Regions from separate parts of the Homo sapiens genome. Here region 1 is linked to region 2. Evidence: chromatin contacts called from ENCODE Hi-C or POLR2A ChIA-PET data. All regions are on one chromosome and are shown on one strand. The core of a region is the stretch at or near the end of the contact, and the rest is flanking DNA. Distances in the headings are between cores, read along the strand shown. Region 1 overlaps TXNRD3 (thioredoxin reductase 3). Region 2 holds the start of C3orf22 (chromosome 3 open reading frame 22).

Region 1 (4,797 bases), core at 2,160-4,659, 48 kb before region 2:
GTGACAGTTTGTGATTGAGCCCTACCAGTGTCCTCTCAAAATACATCACTGAAAGCTGCCTTTTCCCAGGGCCATCTTGATAGCTTGATAGTTTAAACTTGATAGTTTAGAACTAGAAGATCTGTGAAAATTTTGGTCATCAAATAATAAGTTGTATGTATGCATTTTATAAACAGACTGAATGTGTGTCAAAAGTCTTTAGATGGAGATGTTCACACAAAGTGAAACTTGACTTACTGAGCTAATTCCTGATGCTTTCACTAAAGCAGCAGCCCATTATTGGAGGCTTTCCTCCTCCCAGTTATGAGGGGTGAGCATGAAAATGGTTAATAGCCTTCCTCAGTAGCGTAGTTTAAAGCACAGTTTGTTTATAATTTGCTTTATAAAGAATTCTGAATGTAGAAAGCAGTGTTAAGACTTGGTTCTTCTCTTGAAGAGTTTATCATCTGGGGAGAGGAAACATACAAATAGATAAATATGAACTGCAACAAGTGACATCTACATAAAAGTTTACTGAACAGCAGTCATTATCTTGTTTAATTCTCACATCTCTGTATTTATCTTATTCTCAGTATAACAGAAAACAGGGTGTTGCAGGCTAGTAGCCCATTAGCATGTGCTCTTTTGCCTGAATGGTGAAGTCATCCAGAGCTCTAGGGCTTAGTCTGTTGGTAGTTGCATATGGCTACAGGGCAGTGACAGGGATGGCGGTCATAATGGCCCTGAAATGCTCCAGGTTGGGCAGGTTCACAGCTGTGCTCCTGAGGGTGGGTGCTCATGTGCTGGGCTATATCCTGATTCTTTGGGACAGAGTTATCTGAGGTCAATTTTTGGCAGTTGTGGGCGGCCTTTCCAAAGGGAGTAGGGAGAGACTGTACACATTGTTACCCTCTGAAAGTGAGAGGGTTGGGGTTTGATGGGAGAGCCGCTGCTGAAGGTGGGACTTGCAGCTGTCATGCTAGTTCTGACCTCCTCATGAGGGTGTGGGCTGCACCTCTGTGGCTGTCAGCCCCGTTTCCCATCTCTGAGCCCCTCTGCTATGTCCCACGCCACCCTTCTGGCTCCCGCCCAGATCCCTAGGCCACACTCTTGTCCTTGCTCTTTAACTATGGGGAGCATGCCCCTTCCCTTTACCCTGGCCACATGCCTATTTCTTGAGCAGAACCCTCGAACTTACGAAATGGAAATACTTGACTCCAGCTCTAGGGTCAAAATTGTAAATGAGACTTTCCTCACTCAGGACCTTCATTTACACCCCTTTTCTGCTTGCTGAGCAACCCACCACCTCAGGTTCCAATGCAGTAGTCTTCTGTGGGCCCTGGGAACTCACTCTGAAGTCCCAGCCCTGGCAGCTTCTGCCTGCCTCCCCTCTGGAGTGCCCGTCAGCAGATGTGGATGCGTGTGACTGTTCTGAGCTGTTGCTTTTTCCAGAAGCTTAGTGGGCAAGGGTTTCTCCTGGCCCTGGCCTCCGTTGCCCTTTTATAGTCTTTCTCTTCATCTATTGTATGCTTTTACTGTTGAAGATCACAGTGAAGGATAATCTGATGAAGGAACATTGACAAATGGACAGCCTAGAATGCACCGTTACCGTGGAAAACGACTGCACATCTTGCTTCCCATCTTGGTGGGTCAGCTCATTGCCTGCACCCCATACCTCTCAGCACACAGCCCTGGGTGACAGCCCTGCACCAGCCTCTCCTTTGTCTCCACTTGATGTTGGGAGCAGGGCATCTTGCTTCCTGGGCCAGCAACCTCTTATTTCCAGTAAAACCTGCTGCCCTAGAGTTATTCCAATGTTGGACTTTAATTCAGATTTGTTATGTTGTTGTTGAGCATTGTCTCAGCATAATTTGGAAATTTACATCATACTAATGAACTCCTTCATGCAGTGGGTAAATTGCTTGTTCTAGTAAATTTGAGTGCAAATTAACTCTGGATGTGCATTTACTGGCTCATTTAACAGATTCTTACAGTGGCTTAGTTTCATGGTAATGTTCTCTGCTCACTTTGACATTGAAGTTCTTTTTCTGTAGTAGATACTGTATATTTTAACTGTGAATTTGCAGTGAATGGATCCATATTCAGACCATTAACCTACTGGGATTCTCTTTGTTTTGTTTCTGTATTAAAGGATCGGGTGATAGGATTTCATATTCTTGGACCAAACGCCGGTGAGGTTACCCAAGGATTTGCAGCTGCAATGAAATGTGGGCTCACAAAACAGCTACTTGATGACACCATTGGAATTCACCCCACATGTGGGGAGGTAGGAAACAGGAGGTTTTAAAAATTGGCTTCAGTTGATGTAGTTTGAAAAACTATTATAAAGCACTTGTCAGAAAGATGTCATATTAGTAACTGATTTGTATATTTTTAAATTTATTTTATTTCATTTTATTTTTTTCAGACAGGGTCTCACTCTGTCATCGAGGCTAGAGTGCAGTAGCATGATCTTGACTCACTGCAACCTCCACCTCCCAGGTGCAAGTGATTCTCCCGCCTCAGCCTCCTGAGTAGCTGGGACTACAGGTGTGCACCACCATGCCTGGCTAATTTTTGTATTTTTAGTAGAGATGGGGTTTCACCATGTTGGCCAGGGTGGTCTCGAACTTCTGACCTAAAGTGATCCACCTGCCTCAGCCTCCCAAAGTACTGGGATTACAGGCATGAGCCACCATGCCTGGCCAGATTTGTATATTTTAAAGAATAGCATAAATATAATATTCAGAATGTGTTTTTTTAAAACAATACTAACATCTAAATATGTATTTGTTTTCTTTCTCTTGAACAGGTGTTCACGACTTTGGAAATCACAAAGTCGTCAGGACTAGACATCACTCAGAAAGGCTGCTGAGGCTAGGCCTGCTGCTGTTTAGTTCTCCTTGTCATATTCTCATTTCTCTCAAAGATAAGAATGCTCTCGGATAAAATGAGCCTGTGCTCATGACAGCTGCTCTGTTACTCAGGGACCAGTGCAGGGCTGTCTTACGACACTTAGATGAGAAAGTAGACAAGGAAAGAGGACAGCAGTGGGCATCTGCCTTGTGGTCTTGCTGACAGCGAGAAGCAGTGGGACTGCTTCCTTGACGCCTTAGCTTGGAGCCCCGTTATGAGGTGAGCCAAGGCTGACTCTCGCAAGCCAGGACTGAGCTTCCCTCGGAAAGACCTTTGAGTGGCACCATTCACCTAAGTTAGCTTTTCTGGTCGCTATTGTTTTTATCCCCTTTGCTTTGTTGTTTCTGTGAAAATATATTTTCAGTTAAGAAATGCTATAAAGTAGTGGTTTTCTAGTGCGTGGGCCTAGAATTCACACATGCTCACTGGTGAACAGTGTCTGTGGGCTGCTGTGGGCTGCATTTGGATAGCTGTCTGCATTAGCAGGAAGCTGTACACACTGTGTAGGGTTAGTCATCTCTTTTCTTTTTTGAGGCACATTTAACCTACTGTCAAAACGCTGACTCATGCTTCACCCTCACACTCACTACTTGGTGGTGATAACCTTGAAGCTATTCTCCCCTAATTAATATCTCGAGACTGAGCAAAATATCTCATGTAAGATAAAAGTACTTGAATTGCTTTTTCATGTTCATCTTAATAGTATTATTTCCAAAAGTTTTTAATACTGTATTATGTGAAATCTAACTAATTTATCTGTGAAATAATTCCATCACAGTCTGTTTAATGATGATAAAGTTCCATAAATGAATACAGGTAATATTAAGTGGTTGCATGGGAATTTACAAACATGTCAGCATTTCAGAGGTCCTTCAAGACAGAGGCCCATCCAAGGTCCTTTTGGAAAACCTCTGTGTTCTTGAGTATGCCACACAGTAGTCAATGCAAGGCTCTTTTAGGCCACTTGCTCTCATGAGCCACACTAGCTGTTTAGCTTAAGATTGGATAGGCTGGGGTCACAATTTCTAGCCATTTGTCTTAAAAGACAAATGTTAAGCTAACAGTTAGGAACACTGTTTGTAGACAGGCATTTTGTTACCCTCTTTGGAGGCAGGGAATGGAGCAGTGGGGGAGTGGGGCTGGGAACCCAAAGAAAACTGACATAGGACCTAGTTATGGAGTGGCTTTTTTATTTGGGAGAAAAAAATGTGTCTAAAAGGTGTAAAGTATGGTGTGGTAATTGCTATCCATGTGGCAGAAACAGTGCAGTGGGAAGCCGAGGGAGATGTTATTAATTTCTATTGGCTGTGGGGCAGGGGTAGGGTAATTGAACAGAGTTTAATAAAAGTAGCTGTATTTGAGCTGAATTGCAGGAGATAAAAGGATTAGATTAGAAGCAATATGGAGAGGGTGTGATTAATGCTTTCAACAGACTTGATTTAAATACTTGATAAAATATATTTTTAATAATTTTGTTACTGTATTGCTGAGTGCCACACACACACAGAGCCAGCAGAATCCCAAATGAAGCAAAACCAAAAACCCTGGAAGCCTTCAACTCCTGCTTTGCACTGAGCATGGGGCAAAAAAAAACGAAATCCCAGGCTTGCATGGGTGGAATTTCTAATAGGAAACCTTTGTATAAAGCTGGAAGCCCAATGGGCTGTACTCCAGTGCAAAGTTGAGTGGGAAGCAGACTGCCTCATAGAGAGAGGCAGCAGAGAAGCCTGTGTTCTCACTGATGTCGGTGGAAAGAAGCAATCCATCTTAAGCATTTGTAACCACTGTCCAGGTTACAGACCATTGGAACGGCTAATTATCTTTCTTTTGCAAGGAGGGGAGGATGCTTACATATAAACCTATCTGTGTTGGCTTCCTTTCACCTTTTTATTTTCCTCTCTG
Region 2 (4,761 bases), core at 1,437-3,936:
CACTTTGGGAGGCTGAGGCAGGTGGATCACCTGAGGTCAGAAGTTTGAGACCAGCTTGGCCAACACAGTGAAACCCTGTCTCTACTAAAAATACAAAAATTAGCTGGGCGTGGTGGTGGACGACTGTATTCCCAGCTACTTGGAAGCTGAGGCAGGAGAATTGCTTGAACTTGGGAGATGGAGGTTGCAGTGAGCTGAGATCATGCCACTGCACTCCAACCTGGGTGACAGAGTGAGACTCTGTCTCAAAAAAGAAAAAGAAATAGAGCACTTGAACAACACTCTAAACCAATTAGACCTAACAGATTATATAGAAAACTAAACCCAACAATAGCAAAATATACATTCTTCTTAAATGTACATAGGATGTTCTCCAGGACATATTAGGCCATAAAATAAATCTTAATAAGCCTAAGAAGATTCAAATCATACAAAGTATATTTTTTATCACAACGGAATGACTAGAAATCCATGACAGAAGGAAAACTGGAAAAATTACAGTATTTGCCTATTAAATAACACACTTTATGCAACCAGTAGGTCAAAGAATAAATCCACAAGGGAATTTAGAAAATGCCTTGATATGAATTAGGCCAGGCACGGTGGCTCACTCGTGTAATCCCAGCACTTTGGGAGGTTGAGATGGGTTGATCATTTGATGCCAGGAGTTTGAGACCAGCCTGGCCAGCATGGTAAAACCAAGTCTTTACCAAAAATGCAAAAATTAGCCAGGCGTGGTGGCACCTGCCTGTATTTCCAGCTACTCGAGAGGCTGAGGCATGAGAATCACTTGAACTCAAGAAACAGAGGTTGCAGTGAGCCGAGATTGCGCTACTGCACTCCATCCTGTGCAACAGAGTGAAACTGTCTCAAAAAAAAAAAAAAAAAAGAAAAGAAGGAAAGAGAAAGAAAAAAGAAAATGCCTTGATATGAATTAAAAGAAAAACTCAACATACCAAATGTTATGGTATGCAGAGAAAGCAGTGCTAAGAGGGAAACTTGTAGCTATTAATGTCTACATCTTAAAAATAAGAAGGATCCCAAATTAATGATCTAACTACACAATTTAAGGAATTAGAAAACGAAGAGCAGACTAAATCCAGAGCTAGCAGAAGTAAGGAAATAATGAAGGTTAAAGATAAATCAAGTCGAGAATGGAAAAACAATGGAGAAAATCAACAAAACCAAAAGGCGATTTTTGAAGTGATCAAAATTAACAAAGCTTTAGCTAGATTGACTAAGGAAAGAAAAAGACTCAAATTAGTAAAATAAGAAAGGAAAGTGGGAGGTATTACTACTGACCATACAGAAATAAAAAGGATTATGAAAGAATACGCCAAAAAATGTCACGCCAACAAATTGGATAACCTAGATAAAATGGACAAATTTCTAGAAACAAAAAAAAAAAAAACCAACAAGACTGAATCAGGGAGAAATAGAAAATATGAATAGACTCATAACTAGTAAAGAGATTGAATCAGTAACGAAGAAAAGCCCTGGGCCACATGATATCACTCGTGAATTCTAACAAACACTTACTAAAGAACATACATAAATGTTTTTCAAAGTTTTTCTAAAAGTTGAAGAGGTGGGACCATTTCCTAACTCATTCTGTGAGGCCAGCATTGCCCTAATACCAAAGTCAGACAAAGACCCTACAAGAAAGGAAAACTAGGGGCCAATATCCCTTATGAATACACATGCAAAAATCCTCAATGAAATATTAGTAAATGAAATTCATCAGCATATTAAAAGTGTTACACACTATTAACAAGTAATATTTATCCCTAGAATGTAAGGATTATTTTTTCATAATGAAAATATCAATGTACTACACTACATTATTAGAATGAGGAGGAAAAGACATGATCATTTCAATTGATGTGGAAAACACGCTTGACAAAATTGAACACTCTTTCATGATAAAAACACTCAACTCCTTAACATGATAAAGGCAATATATCCAAAAATCCCACAGCCAACACCATACTGTATAGTGAAAAACTGGAAACTTTTTCTCTAAGATCAAGAAGGAGACAAGGATGCCCACCTTCCCCAGTTCTATTTAACACAGTACTGGAAGTTCTAGCCAGAGCAACTAAGCAAGAAAAGGAAATATAAAGCATTCGAATTGGAAAGGAAGAAGTGAAGTTACCTCCGTTCACAGATGGCATATAGAAAACCCTAAATAATCCATAAAAACCCTGTTAGCACTAATAAGTAAAAAGCCGTAGGGTATAGCAGACAGTGGCACAGGTGAACAGCACTAATAAGTGAAAAGTCGTAGGGTACAGTAGACAGTGGCACAGGTGAACGGCTGAACCACTTCCAGTTCAGCTCCTTCACTGCCTTCTCCTTCCTCAACCCCCTGCAACCTGGTGTCCACTCCTCCACAGAAACAGCTTTTCTGCAGCCTCAGTGTCTGTACCTATTTCTGGGCGTCTCTTCTGTATGCAGAACCTGAACAGGGAGAGGTCTCTGCTATGAAGAGTGCAGATGTGGATGCTTCTGTCTGGGTGCGTGGAGCTGAGAGGCTGGCCAGCCCTGGCCCATGTGCTGCTGACTTTGCAGTCACTCCCTGGGCCAGAGGGGCTTCAGGCTGGAGTCTGAGCCTCATGGGTCAGCAGCTGTGATGTCACCAATTGTGACCTCAAGGGCTTCTGACCTTGCAGTGAGCTTGTTGGCACTGCCTGTCCGGGGACCCTGGGGCTGCTGTTCCTGTGGTAATGTGGCAGCTGGGACCATGGCCAGCTTCAGTCTGCCTGGCGTCACATAAGCCAGCCCACAGGGTCCTGCAGCTTGTCCTTTCTGGCTGGAAGCTCTGGGCATAGCCTGGGACTGGGTCTTTCCAGAGAGGGCTGTAGCCAGGGCCCTGCCAGCCTCGGGGGCCACAGCGGCTCTCACACCAGCATCTTGCTGGATAGGAGCAGTTCCAGGACTCTCTGATCACACCTGATCATCGTCACTGCCAGAATTCAAGGTAGCTGCCTGGTGAGTGCTAGCAGCCTGTGTGGCTGGAAAGGACAGTCCCCAAGTCGGTTAGGGACTTGGGAAGCAGCAACAGGGTGGCGGAGAAGAGCCTGGGACAGGGTCATGATGGCAGAGGGCAGCCCTGGACTCTGCAGCAGCCCTGTCCCTGTGGGGCAGATTCAGCAGTCAGCTTACAGGGTCATCTCCATGACCTAGGGGTCAGGTGGGAGGGTATGGGGTGGGGCTGAGGGGCGCTCCTGTCTCCCTTGATCCCTCAATTCCTGTGGTAATGCTGCTTCCCCGGTTCAGGACTGTTTGAGGCTGCATGGCCCAGCAGGAGGAGCACAGGCCACCCATCCTGAACCTCTTCCCCGACTCACTGTGTGAATGCAGGCAAATCAGTTAACTTTCCGGAGCCTCAGTTTCCTCACTTGAATTATGGGGGTGAGCATAATACGTTCTCCATCAGGTAGAAAAAAAATGAAGTGAGGTTATGCATAGAATGTAGCAGACACTTAGAGGCCACAGGCACCATTCTGCAGCCTCCTGCTGTGGCCCTGCTGCCTGTCCCGGCCCAGGCTTCCCCTGCCCCGCACTCCTCAGGGTTGAGCCTGGGCTGGAGGTGACTCACCCAAGTGCACCTGACAGGAAGGGGCTGAGCTGGGGCCTGGCCCAGGCTGTGGCTGCAGGACTGTGGGCTTAGGCCCAGCGAAGGCATCCCAGAGTCCTCAGAACAGCCAGGGCTGCAGGGGCGGAGGCCACCAAGACCCCCTTTAGCCAGCACTGGTGTAGAGAGCTGCACCCTGTACTAGACTAGTGGGCAAGTCAGTGGGGAAGCCTGCCCTTCAGGGCCCAGGGACTTCTTGGTGCGGGCAAGGGACAGGTCGTGAGCAGGGCTGGCAGTATTTCTGGGCCAGGGCAAAGGCCCTCTGGATGGCTGATCTTCCAGAGTCAGAGATGGGGCACGGAGGCGGTGGGTGAGCGGGTGTGTTCTGGCTCACAGACAGGCTGGTCTCCCATGCCATGGCCATGGTCCCAGTGGCCTGTGTTCAGTGTCCAGTGTGCAGCCTCCCGCCTCGGGCCTTGAGTGATTCCACACTTGGCGGCAGGCAGCCTCCCAGCTAGCCCAGTACCCCGCCCTCAGAGGGATGGATGAGCAGCATGGCACATTATGGGATCACTGCCGAGCAGTCTTGCCCGAGCCCACCGGCTTTTGGAGGACTCCGGAATCCCAGATTTGGAAAGGGCTACCCGTGTTCCCCAGGGGCTCCTCTCCAGACATCATCGGATTTTGAATCATGCCAGGTGTGGTAGTAGGTCACGCCAGCTGCTTTGAATTGGGAAGGGAAGCAAGGTGCGTTATGGGCTGGTGGGGGCAGCCTCTGCCTTGGACCAAGGAAGCGAGGAGCTCCCAGGTCACGCAGCAGAGGATAGGGACAGAGCTGAGGCCAGCCACACCCAGATGGCCACCTGCCTGTGTGTGGGGGTGTGTATGAGGTCAGGTCTGAGTGTGAGTCTGTAAGAGTGTCTGTATGTGTCTGTGTGTGAGTGTGAATCTGTGTGTGTGTGAATCTGTGTGTGAATGTGTGAGTCTGTGTATGTGAATCTGTGTATGTGTATGTGAGTTTGTGTGGGTCTGTGTGTATGTGTCTATGTGTCTGTATGTGTGTGTATGTGAATCTATGTGTGTCTGTGTGTATGAGTGTGTGAGTGTGTATGTGTCTGTGTGTGTCTATGTGTGTGAGTCTGAGCATGTGTGTGAGTCTGTGTGTGTGTGTGTATGTGAGTCTG

What was found. A loop is a pair of places that touch in the nucleus more often than their neighbours do. ChIA-PET counts read pairs that join two places held with the same protein, here RNA polymerase II (POLR2A).
Region 1: a loop to region 2 is called in a map of endothelial cell of hepatic sinusoid, with 2.9 times the contacts of the local background. The contact joins the enhancer-like site here to the promoter of C3orf22 in region 2. A Hi-C loop is called at or near these places in 1 of 168 maps with a recorded cell type or tissue (endothelial cell of hepatic sinusoid) and 1 of 37 single-sample maps with no recorded cell type. POLR2A ChIA-PET finds 5 or more read pairs at or near these places in 2 of 52 experiments (HEK293T and activated T-cell).

What each region holds. Positions count from the first base shown.
Region 1 is chr3:126,605,968-126,610,764 of GRCh38, reverse strand. TXNRD3 (thioredoxin reductase 3) reads left to right here. Exons shown (of 16, transcript NM_052883.3): 15 at 2,132-2,266; 16 at 2,792-3,715. The coding sequence ends at 2,860. LOC105374090 (a long non-coding RNA gene) reads right to left here. Exons shown (of 3, transcript XR_924455.2): 3 at 3,225-4,797. Among named protein-coding and RNA genes, the nearest start is that of TXNRD3, 47 kb to the left of the region's middle. Within about 2 kb of position 3,409, at least 5 of the 41 ENCODE cell types and tissues checked have a DNase peak (open chromatin) inside an H3K27ac peak, as active enhancers do.
Region 2 is chr3:126,556,857-126,561,617 of GRCh38, reverse strand. C3orf22 (chromosome 3 open reading frame 22) reads left to right here and starts at 2,686. Exons shown (of 4, transcript NM_152533.3): 1 at 2,686-2,991. LOC105374090 (a long non-coding RNA gene) reads right to left here and starts at 2,605. Exons shown (of 3, transcript XR_924455.2): 1 at 2,429-2,605.